Linked DNA regions of Mus musculus: region 1 is linked to region 2. The links are chromatin loops, found by intact Hi-C in ENCODE. Cell type or tissue: left cerebral cortex. All regions are shown on one strand.

Evidence for each region. A loop is a pair of places that touch in the nucleus more often than their neighbours do. Peaks named below come from ENCODE experiments on the same cell type or tissue, not always from the same donor. Only the 100,000 strongest peaks of a DNase experiment are listed, where the experiment ranks them.
Region 1: it touches region 2 in a loop (3-fold over the local background); 5 of 42 quality-filtered maps call a loop at or near these places.

Annotation. Positions count from the first base shown.
Region 1 is chr2:157,802,280-157,807,279 of GRCm38, reverse strand. Ctnnbl1 (catenin, beta like 1) reads right to left here. Exons shown (of 16, transcript NM_025680.4): 6 at 512-605. Among named protein-coding and RNA genes, the nearest start is that of Ctnnbl1, 67 kb to the right of the region's middle. In left cerebral cortex, no CTCF peak of the experiment used is centred here; DNase peaks (open chromatin) are centred at 2,040, 2,611 and 4,373; H3K27ac peaks cover 3,642 bases.
Region 2 is chr2:157,856,609-157,861,608 of GRCm38, reverse strand. The region is part of intron 11 of Ctnnbl1 (catenin, beta like 1); the gene reads right to left. Among named protein-coding and RNA genes, the nearest start is that of Vstm2l, 56 kb to the left of the region's middle. In left cerebral cortex, no CTCF peak of the experiment used is centred here; DNase peaks (open chromatin) are centred at 2,076, 2,363, 2,847, 3,103 and 1 more place; H3K27ac peaks cover 1,213 bases.

The DNA of each region.
Region 1 (5,000 bases), 54 kb after region 2:
CTGAAGGAAGTGGGTGAGGGAAGCTGACACGAGATCACCCACAAATTTAAAACTTTGCTTCCTAGGGCAGAAAGGGCCCCACAAGGATTTCATCTTAACTTTTGGAGGCAAAGGCTGCTAAGGAGAGGTGTTCATATTGCTCTTGCAAAGATCTGGGTTTGCTTTCCAGCACCTATATCAGAGGGTCTACCACTTTTAACTCTAGCACAGGAAATCCAACAAGGATCTCCTGGCCTCCACAATGATGTGCAAACACTCCCCAACATACATATATACATAATTAGAAACAGTAAAATCTTAAAATAAAATTTAGGAGCCAGCATATTTTATATTTTCTCTTGGATGGGTACCTACTTAGTGGATTTCAGCTTTTATTGCCTATATACCAAATCAAAGCTGTAGTTACATGAAATGCACACATGGGTCTTCATTTTTAAAAGGCAGCTTTGGAGTATAGGGGAAAAAAAAAAACCAAAACCCATTTGGTTGTTAATTGGTGCCAGCCCCTCACCTAGGGTGTTGTGGACGCCATCAGCCTCCTCCCTCACAGACTCATCCAGGCGCTCCAGATTCTGCACCAACAATGCGGCCACCTGCCCGTCCACCTGCGGGAATAGGAAGCAAAGGAAGAGAAGAACACATCACAGGTCAATCCCCAAATGTCCCCATTCCCCTAGTCACAGCTCTCCATTCAAATGAGCAAACTGAGTGCAGAACTGGCAGCCTGCAGTGCTCTCTCAACCCATGGCCTCTTCAAGGCACTCCGAGGCAAGGAAGGGGTCTTAATGGCTTCCTAACCCCAAGTTAGTCCTGACCCCGGCTGGGCAAGCCAGAGATGAGTGGCACAAAGGAAAAGGCAGGGTTACAAAGCTGGTGAATGCAAGGTTCTCATGGTCATCATCCCACCTCTCCTTCCCCAAGCTCTGCCTCAGCAGTACCTACACATGATGGAAAAACAGGGCATGAGGCATTGGGTAAAACATACTTCCAGCTCTTACTTGAGTCACCTTTTGAGGTCGGTAGGAAACCCACAGTAGCTACAGAATACACACATCTGCCAAGGAGCGATACCAAAGTCAGGATTCCTTCTAGAATCTTGAAGAGAGCCTTTCCTCCTTTACACTGCCATCTGTACAACAGGTTCTGGGGGACTGCCTGTGGGCAACCCCAGGGCATGCAGGGAAGGAAGGAGGGAAGGCAGCCCTGGTTTTCTCTCCTGGAGAAGAGACTCTTTAGCTAAGACAGCTGTGATCAGGCATCTAGGAAGACTGGAGAGCTGGGTACAGCCTCCCTTCCCCTTCCCACTGCCTTGCTTGCCTTACACAGGAAGTGAGGATAAAGAAGAATCCTACAGCAATCGCAGGAAAATGGGGGGAGGGGGCACTACTTTTGGCTAAAGGAACAACTCAAAATGCCCACAATCAAGTTTGCATCGAGTTTTGTTCTCACTCCATGCCATTTACCTCGCTGGGGAAGAAAAAGCCAAGTTCTTTGCTAGCAAGCCCCTTACTTCACGGACCCTGGCTCACTTTAAGATCTTGAACAACTCTGCCCAAACAGATACCTGAGAAACTAACCTTACCAAATAAACTTATGCAGTCACTGTGTGCTCTCAGTCAGTGTTGCATCTACCCTGGCATAAAGCTCACAGCTCTCACTCACAGAGCACACAACAAAGGCTCAGGGAGGTTAGGCAGCCTGGCCAGAGCCATAGAGCTGGGACAGCAGTGAGCAGAGAACAGAAAGACAGACAGGAGGAGGAAGAGCCCAGTGAGCTGCACTCTACAGACCTGGTTGGACAGAGCCTAAGGATGACAGGGAGGAGAAGACAAATACAGCCCCTGCTCTTTCTGGGACTTTCTGAGACTCAGGGGCAACATCTGGACATGAAGAAAATCTGAAATTTGTGGCCTGTCTGCACACCCAGTTGCTAGTCAGTGACGCTTTCTGAGCTCTCCCTTATGCCTTGGGGAAGGAATGGGGACGGAGCCACTGGAGAGGAGCTGGTGCCAGAGCTGGAAGGGCTGCAGCAGAAAATGAGCTGCTCTCCCTCTTCTCCCAGGGATACACAATCGTGCTCTCAAGTCTCACAGCCAGTAAGAACATTAAAGTGTTTCCCTTAATAAACTGAATCATTTATGCATGGCAAAGAAAGCAGAAAACATCTGGGGGCACAGAGCATCCACAACTTAGTTTTTTCTAAACCACCCTAACTAACTCCCCTATCTCCCCCAATTCAGAAGTGGCAAACGTCACAGCTCTGCTTGGCAGCAATGGCTTGTCACTGCTACAAACAAGACGGCATGGCCGGCTTCTGCTGCGATGGATGGCAGCATTATTTATTTGCATTATTTGTCTCTTTCCCTGATTCTTAGTTATGTTTGCCATCTCTGCTGTCTAGAAACTGGCAGGACAGTGGCGGTGAGCAGCACTTAGATCCTAGAGCCAAGTGGATATGGTTGGTGGGTGTCTGGCTGGAGGAAAGTCTTTTTTCTTGTTACAGAAATCTAACTTCCAACAGGCAGACTTTTTAAGCTTGCAAAGTGTGAAACTCAATGTTTAGTTGGGTTAGATACAATTTTATCTGATTGCAGGAGGGCCGAGAGCAGTCAAAATACATTTAGCTCAGAAAACCCTTAGGAAAGTATTTGTATTATGCATGGCTCTGGAGTCGGCTGGTAAGGAGTGCAAATTAGCATTCTGCCTACTTCCTCCAGCCTCCAGCCTACCTTCAATTTTCTGGATCTGTGACCAAGTCTGAAACTAAAAACAAATCCTGCGTGGGGATTAAAGCACCAGCCAGAGCAGCCCTGGCCTTGGAAATGAGGTCTCTCTGAGGCCTGGCAGTTTCTGATAAGTCTCTGGTTATTTCTGCTTGTTAGCAGGTCCCCAAACAGCAGGTCTCACTATGAGGAGGTTTGAGGGCATGATCAGACATCTTTTTCCACTTGACCAAAGAAGAAGGATATAAGAGAAAAGGAGGAAAGAGGGAAACAGGCAGATGAGAGGGTCTGAAGAGGATTCCTTTTCTACCTGGCCCACTCCATGACACTCAAGAGCTAGATTGGAGTTCTTCCACCCACAACGCGTTTCAGAAATGTCATGTTTAAAAAAATAATAAAATAACCCCCAAACATGTGGAAGGGATCTTGATCAAATAAGTTTTGAAAGTCATAATACTAAAAGCAAGCCTACAGTCACCTCTTGAGATATGTGCCTCCATTCCTGCCCTCCCACTCCCCACCCACAGCTGCCTGTCGGTTGTTCTAAACATCTAGACAGACACTTGCCAATCCCATGCCTAATGTCTGCCCATGCAGACGATTTCACAGAGGCCTATAGGACGCAGAACCACTCCCCACACCAAGTGGCTCCTCTCATTCTCCCTGGTGCCAAGCTCATTCTCACCTTGGTCTCTTCCCTGTCCTACCCTGCTCTTGGCCATTTTGAATGGCTGGCTTCTTCTTGTACCCAGAACTCAGGCCTGTACTGGTTGATTTTGTGTCAACTTGACACAAGCTGGAGTTATCACAGAAAAAGGAGCTTCAGGTGAGGAAATGCCTCCATGAGATCCAGGTATGGCATTTTCTCAATTAGTGATCAAGGGGGGAGGGTCCCATTGTGGGTGGTTCAATCCCTGGGCTGGTAGTCTTGGGTTCTAAAAGAAAGCAAGCTGAGCAAGCCAGGGGAAGCAAGCCAGTAAGGAACATCCCTCCATGGCCTCTGCATCAGCTCCTGCTTCCTGACCTGCTTGAGTTCCAGTTCTGACTTCCTTTGGTGATGAACAGCAATGTGGAAAATGTGAGCTGAATAAACCCTTTCCTCCCCAACTTGCTTCTTGATCATGATGTTCATGCAGGAATAGAAACCCTGACTAAGACAAGGCCTTTTTAGAGAACCAGGTCTAACCAGACCCCCACACACTCAGCCATTCCATTTTCATCCTCTGCATGACCATCTTGTTTCACCCCCTGAGAGCAGAGACCCTATCAGCCATACTGAGAGCTACAAGCAGCCAGTTTCTAGGACCAAGAGGAAGTCAGCACGCAGTGAGCATCAAGCGAATGAAGACCTGGTGAGTTCTGCTTTGCGACAGAGATAAAGGAGAGAACACGAATGGAAGCAAGAAGGCCAGGAAGCAGAGGCTGACACGGTGACAAGCGTCAGGAGACCCTCAGCGTGGCTGCACCTGAGCAGCACAAAGCAAGCAGCACATCAGACCAAGGCAGACCATGGCCTGCGCTCAGGACTGGGCATCTGAGAAGGGCTGCCTGAGGGCAAGGATGGGTGTGGAAGGGTCCCCAGGTTCTCTACAGCAAGGTACACTTGCTCCAGTCTACAGAAGATGCGGGGCTCAGGCAGCTTCACGCCTCAGCGGCTCTTTACCCTGCTCTGTATGACTCCTCCGCACAATCTGAAATTCTGTTGGCTTGGCCCCAGATCTGACCAGCCCTACTCTTCATCCCACAGAGCCTGCCTTCTCAACCTCCTGGCCTCCTGTATCCTCATTGCTGTTTTCTTTAAACAAAGCCTCCATCTTTGGATGTCTTATTTAGACCCAAGTCATCCAAATATTTAAAAATAATTACTGAAAATGCTTTCTGAAACATTTTCAAACTGAAAACTGTTCAACAAACATCCACAAACATGTCACCATGTGGTAGATGACACTTCTCACCATCACCTGACATTTACAAACTGCTGGATCTCCACCAGTTCTGGAAAACAGCCAGCAAGTAGTGGGTGCCCTAAAGATCTCTAAATACGTACTGATGCCTCACAGGTGCACTGTGTGACAAACATGTGAAACACAACACGGAAGGGAAAGTAACCTTCACAGGGCACACAGTGAGTGGCAGAGCTGCAGGCCTGACCAGTCCCCCAGTGGGACCACAACTTGGGAAAGACAAACTGGCCCACAGAAGCTATAATGCAATGTGTCAAGTTCCCAGGTCTCTGCTGGGGAGATGATATGGAAAAGCTTCAAAGACTGAGCTGAG
Region 2 (5,000 bases):
CTACTAATAAATGTAGCTTCCCTAAGAACAGATTTCAGCCCATGGTAGTGTCAATTTTTCATACACCAAGGAGATGGGGAGAGCCGCTGGCACAGAGAGCAGAGGAGATAACAGGTTTATCTGCTGGCCAGCACCGCTCAGCTGCTCTGTCATTTCGACAGCATAAAATGGAGGTGAAGGATGGCTACGGAGCTGTCAGTGTGGACATGTAGATGCAGTAGCTCCACGGCAGAGGAAAACACATAGACATATATCCTCCTATCAGGCACACATGCTCCACATACATACATGCCACACAGGTGCCACATACACAATCCACCACACCACATCTATACATCCCACATGCTACCCCTGGAACCCACAAAGGGGAGGGTCAAGTAAACCTCCATTTTTCAATTCACTGGTGAGAGAGGTTGGCATCTTAGCATCCTGGTGGAATGTATGAGCCAGCACAGACACTGTGCCCATGTAACTCCCTGCCTGCTGGGCATCCTGCTCAATAGTCATACAACTGGCTGCCTCCTACATTAATTACTGAAATTGCCTGGAGGGGTGGCTCTGGTCCACCCTTCCCCCTTTACTCTCCTCAGGGCCTCTCTAGGGCGATTAGCAATGAGCTAGATTGCTAAAAGTTTGATTTTCCAGGGCAGTTAAGAGTTTTATGATTTTCAGAGCTGGAAGGGGCTAGAGCTCTCTAGTCTACTTCCCCTGGGGTTCTTCATATAGAAACAATGGCCTAGGGAAGGGTATGACTTGCCTCAGGTTAAAAGCACATTCGAAGGAGCACAGGAATCTACAATCTACAGCTGATCCACCCACCCTCGCTCCCTCCCTCTGTTCCTCAAACCAGTCTACTGTAGAATCTGAGGAATACTTCAGCATGGACTCTGGGCATCCACCTCTCTTAGAGATGGTGTCTCAGTTAAGGATCCTCACTTACACGCAAACCAGGGCTTTCCAGACTAGGGAAATGAGGGAGTCATTCCAAGTAGGTTTCTGGTGTACACCGTTTTGCAAAAAATTGAACAGGTCAGTGTTTCTTAAAAGTCAGCGAGGTCTAAATCCCAAGATGCATTTGGTAAGCAGCGTCTCACTCTGTGAGAAGAGCCATTTCCCCTCTAGAGAGACCTGTTCCTAAGGGGAGATAGGTATCAGGTCCCTGCAGAGAGAGACAAGCCCCAAGTCCTTGCTTCAGAACCATCCAGGCTTGAGTTCAAATCCTGCCCCCAGCAGTTCCTAGCTATTAAACCTCAGAGTGGGTGTTTTTTCTGCCTCAATTTCCTTGTTTGTAAGATGAGGTTGATCCATCACCTATTAAATCCATGGTCTCAAGGGAACATGCACAGTGCTCACTCATCAGATGGCAGCCTAAGATGTGCTGCACCAAAAAGAGCTTCGTGGGACTTCTTCACCTGTGCACTGGGGGCTTGGCTCTCTCCTTCCACACTTTTCTGGTCCCATAGTCCCTGCAGTGTGCTTGTCTGCCTGGGTCCTGGTGAGAAAATATCTTTCTAATACTAAAATGGAGCAAGGTCAACTTCACTCTTGCTCTTTAATCCTACAATAAATTAAAATAAAGTGCTGGGGTGTGACTGTCTATAAAGCCAAATAATACAAAATTCTGGAGACCCGCAGACATCCCCGAGGCAAGTAGTAGCTGTTTATAGGAAGCTGAAGGACACATCATATCTAGGCAGAGATGAGCTTACCTTTCAATAAAAATGAATACATTTAGCCATAATAACCATTTATTGAAAAGAGAATACATAATTTGCAGAACTATAAAAAATAGCTTATTGTTCCTCAGTTGTGGTCAGTGATAGGACATAAAGCATTCTGAATATCTTCTATGTGCTAGATACCATAGCAAGCAGAGGACCATAGAGATGAATGTAGGACTGTGCAAAACTACCTGTGTCTTGAAGAGAGGTGTGTGTGTGTGTGTGTGTGTGCGCGCGCATGCTGTGGTACATGTGGAGGAGTTGGCTCTCTCCTCCCACCATGTGAGTCTCAGGGCTCTGACTCAGGCTGTCAGGCTTGGCAGCAAGTGCCTTTACCTGCTGAGCCATCCATCTCGCCAGGCTTGGCAGGCCACTCTACAGCCTCAGAACCTCCACCTGCCTTCCAATGGTCCAAATGCTTGGCTAAGGACACACACACACAGGTCAGCCAGGGTTCTAATAGGATGGAAATGGTCCCTGTTCTTCACACATCAGGCTATATCCTGGTCAGATCCAGCAAGGCTTCTTTAAAATTCAGGCCATGCTGCCTTTGTTTCCACTCAACACCCAAGGCCACCGGTGCCTTTGTTTTAAGGAAACCAAATGCCGCGCTGTTTTTATGCTCTAAAATTACAGCCATCCAGTTTTAGTACTGAGCCCACTGCCCACCTCCCTTCAGCTACCCAGATGGACTGACATCCTGGTTTCTGCTAAGATTCTAGATGCAAACAGGATGTTCAAAATACCCTAATTAGATCGATCCCAGCCTCAGCAGTGGTGTGCTGGAATACAGATTAATCTGCCTCATGGTCTGCACTGGTAGCTGAAGTAGCAGGAGGCCCTGTCAAATCAAGTCATAGTCATATCTTCTGCTTTTATTATTATTGTTTTTTTTTCTCTTCTTACACTTCATGATAATGGACATCTGCCTAGTCAGGGATGTATTGAGCCATGCAGAGTCACACGTGTATGCTCAGCCCCTCCTGCTGAATATTGATGCCAGTCAGATCACTCTTCGAAAGACACATGCATCTGTGTGAGCATCTATGTATAGCCTCTTTGGCACACACATAAAATACATGTATTCTTCTCCAACCTCCCCTGAATATTCAATACACGGCAGGCAGGCATATGTGGGGGCTTGAGATGGCAGCACACATGCAAACTACAATGTGTCTGTGTGCACTCTGCATGTCTCATGTCGCTTCACTCTCACAACAACCTACAGGTCACTTTGACCAGTCTCCCTGTTTCCCATCAAGGAACAAGTGACCTGGTCAGTTCTACAGTGACCAAGCTCATCCTTTCCCTTAAGTGTTACAACAGCCCCCAACCCTGCTGGTGAGGCAGATAAAACCACAAGCTACTTCCCCTCAGCGAAGCTTTCAAAGCGGAACGCCAGGGAGGATGTGTGGGAATGCTCTCCCACTCTGCTGTCCATCAGAGCCCTTGTCACACTAAGCCACAGGGCCTCAGTCCCGCCTGTCCTTAGTCCTGCATCACACACACGCACACGCACACACACACAAACATCTAAATCCCTGAGAAGGGAGGGAGAGGAAGGTCAAGGCAAACGAAATGCTCCAGTTTCCCAGCAGTGGAACACGGGGGCAGAGGAGTAAGAGTATGCCAGACAAAGTGCAAGAGGCTGGGGCACAGAGACATGAAGAGCAGGTCTCTCACTGGAGGTGGGCAAGGGTGGAGCAAATAGGGAAGTGTAGGAGGCGTAAGCTAGAATCCCACATCTCAGTCTAGAATCTGGACTTCGTTGCATATGACACAGGTCAGCTAGCAGAAACAAGCAGCACTATGTGTGTTCTAAGAGAGTCATCCTAGAAAAGGGACAGGGAGGCGTCTCACAGAATCACAGGCACCAAACAAGTTTTCACTGCATTCAGATGTCTCTAACAGTAAACTGTCCCTAAGCAGAATTTGAAATAGTCAATGACCTCCCTCAAGAGTCTCAGGCTTGGCCATCTTCCTCTGGGAGGGAGGGGGATGTACAAAGGAACTGGGAGAATAGACTTTTAGTCCACACCCCAAGAAAAACTCTCTATGGGTCTTTTGTCCACCTACAGCTTGGGGACCTTTTCTTGACTATGGGGTGAGAATGACTTAGATAGCCTGCTAGTTATCAAAAAGACGCAAACTAGTGAGTGACCCAACATGAGGTCATGGAAACGTGAAACCACTGAGACTTAGACAAGTGTTCCTGGCAGCTCTATTCCCCAAGGTCCAATTCTGGAACAGCCTATTAACAGGAAGAATGAAGTTTATCCACATAACAGAATTCTACTCAGCAACAACAATAGCAACAACAAAAGAACCCACCAATGCATACCTCAACTATGAACGAACTTCACAAAGGGCACACAGAGTGGATGCCTTACCCGGTAGACAAGAAGGTATTGTGTGGCCCCGGAGTGAAGATCTAGGTGAGGTTAACCTTGTTGTGGTGGGGAAAAAGGAACAGCGGTAAGTTACCTCTATGGGGGCAGGGAGGATTAGTGAAAGGGAATTTTCTGGGGTACTAGAATGTTCTATATTTGACAGTGCCCTTGCCCAAATGCATTACTAGTCTCTCAAGCTCCGTGCATCCCAGTCGTACCTGAGCAATAACAAAGCGAGGTTAATGATAAGCACACTGGAGTGTGACATATGCTGGTGTCTGCAACTTACATTCTGCACCAAAAAGTCACCCAGGCGATGAGAGGCACGTAAAAGTAACAGAGTGGTAAAGAAGGCAGGTGGGGCGTGAACGGTGGCCAGTGCCAGGTATGGCAGCATTTGCTCCACCTTTCTTTCACCTTTTCTACGTTTGAAATTTTCTTAAAAGGCTAAGGAGGAGGCAGAAGTGAGAGGAGCATGAACTGGGTACAAAGGAAGTGCCTTCCAAAGGCAACTCTCTGAAAAGGAGTTCTCAGACGTGTTATCTGAAACTGCGAATGCCGAATGCCGTTTCCCACTGAAGCCTGTTCTACCTGAAGCATCACTAAATTTAACTAAATACTCTCACTTCTGGGTTGTGCTGAGACTCCACAAACACCCTGCACTCACTGGGTGCAGAGAGGTGCGGTACCGCCTGGGTTGGCTTTCCTTCCCCTGGGATTCCCTTCATCGGCCCAGAATCACACGGATTAGGGAAGTACTTAAGTGCTATCCTGCTAAAGCTGGAACCCGGGGGAAAAGCTTCTGTGTGTTACCGCCTGGCTCCCAGAGCCCAGGGACCAGGGCTGAATGGTGTGGCTTCTCATAGGCCCAAGGCTCCCAAGGAGAAGT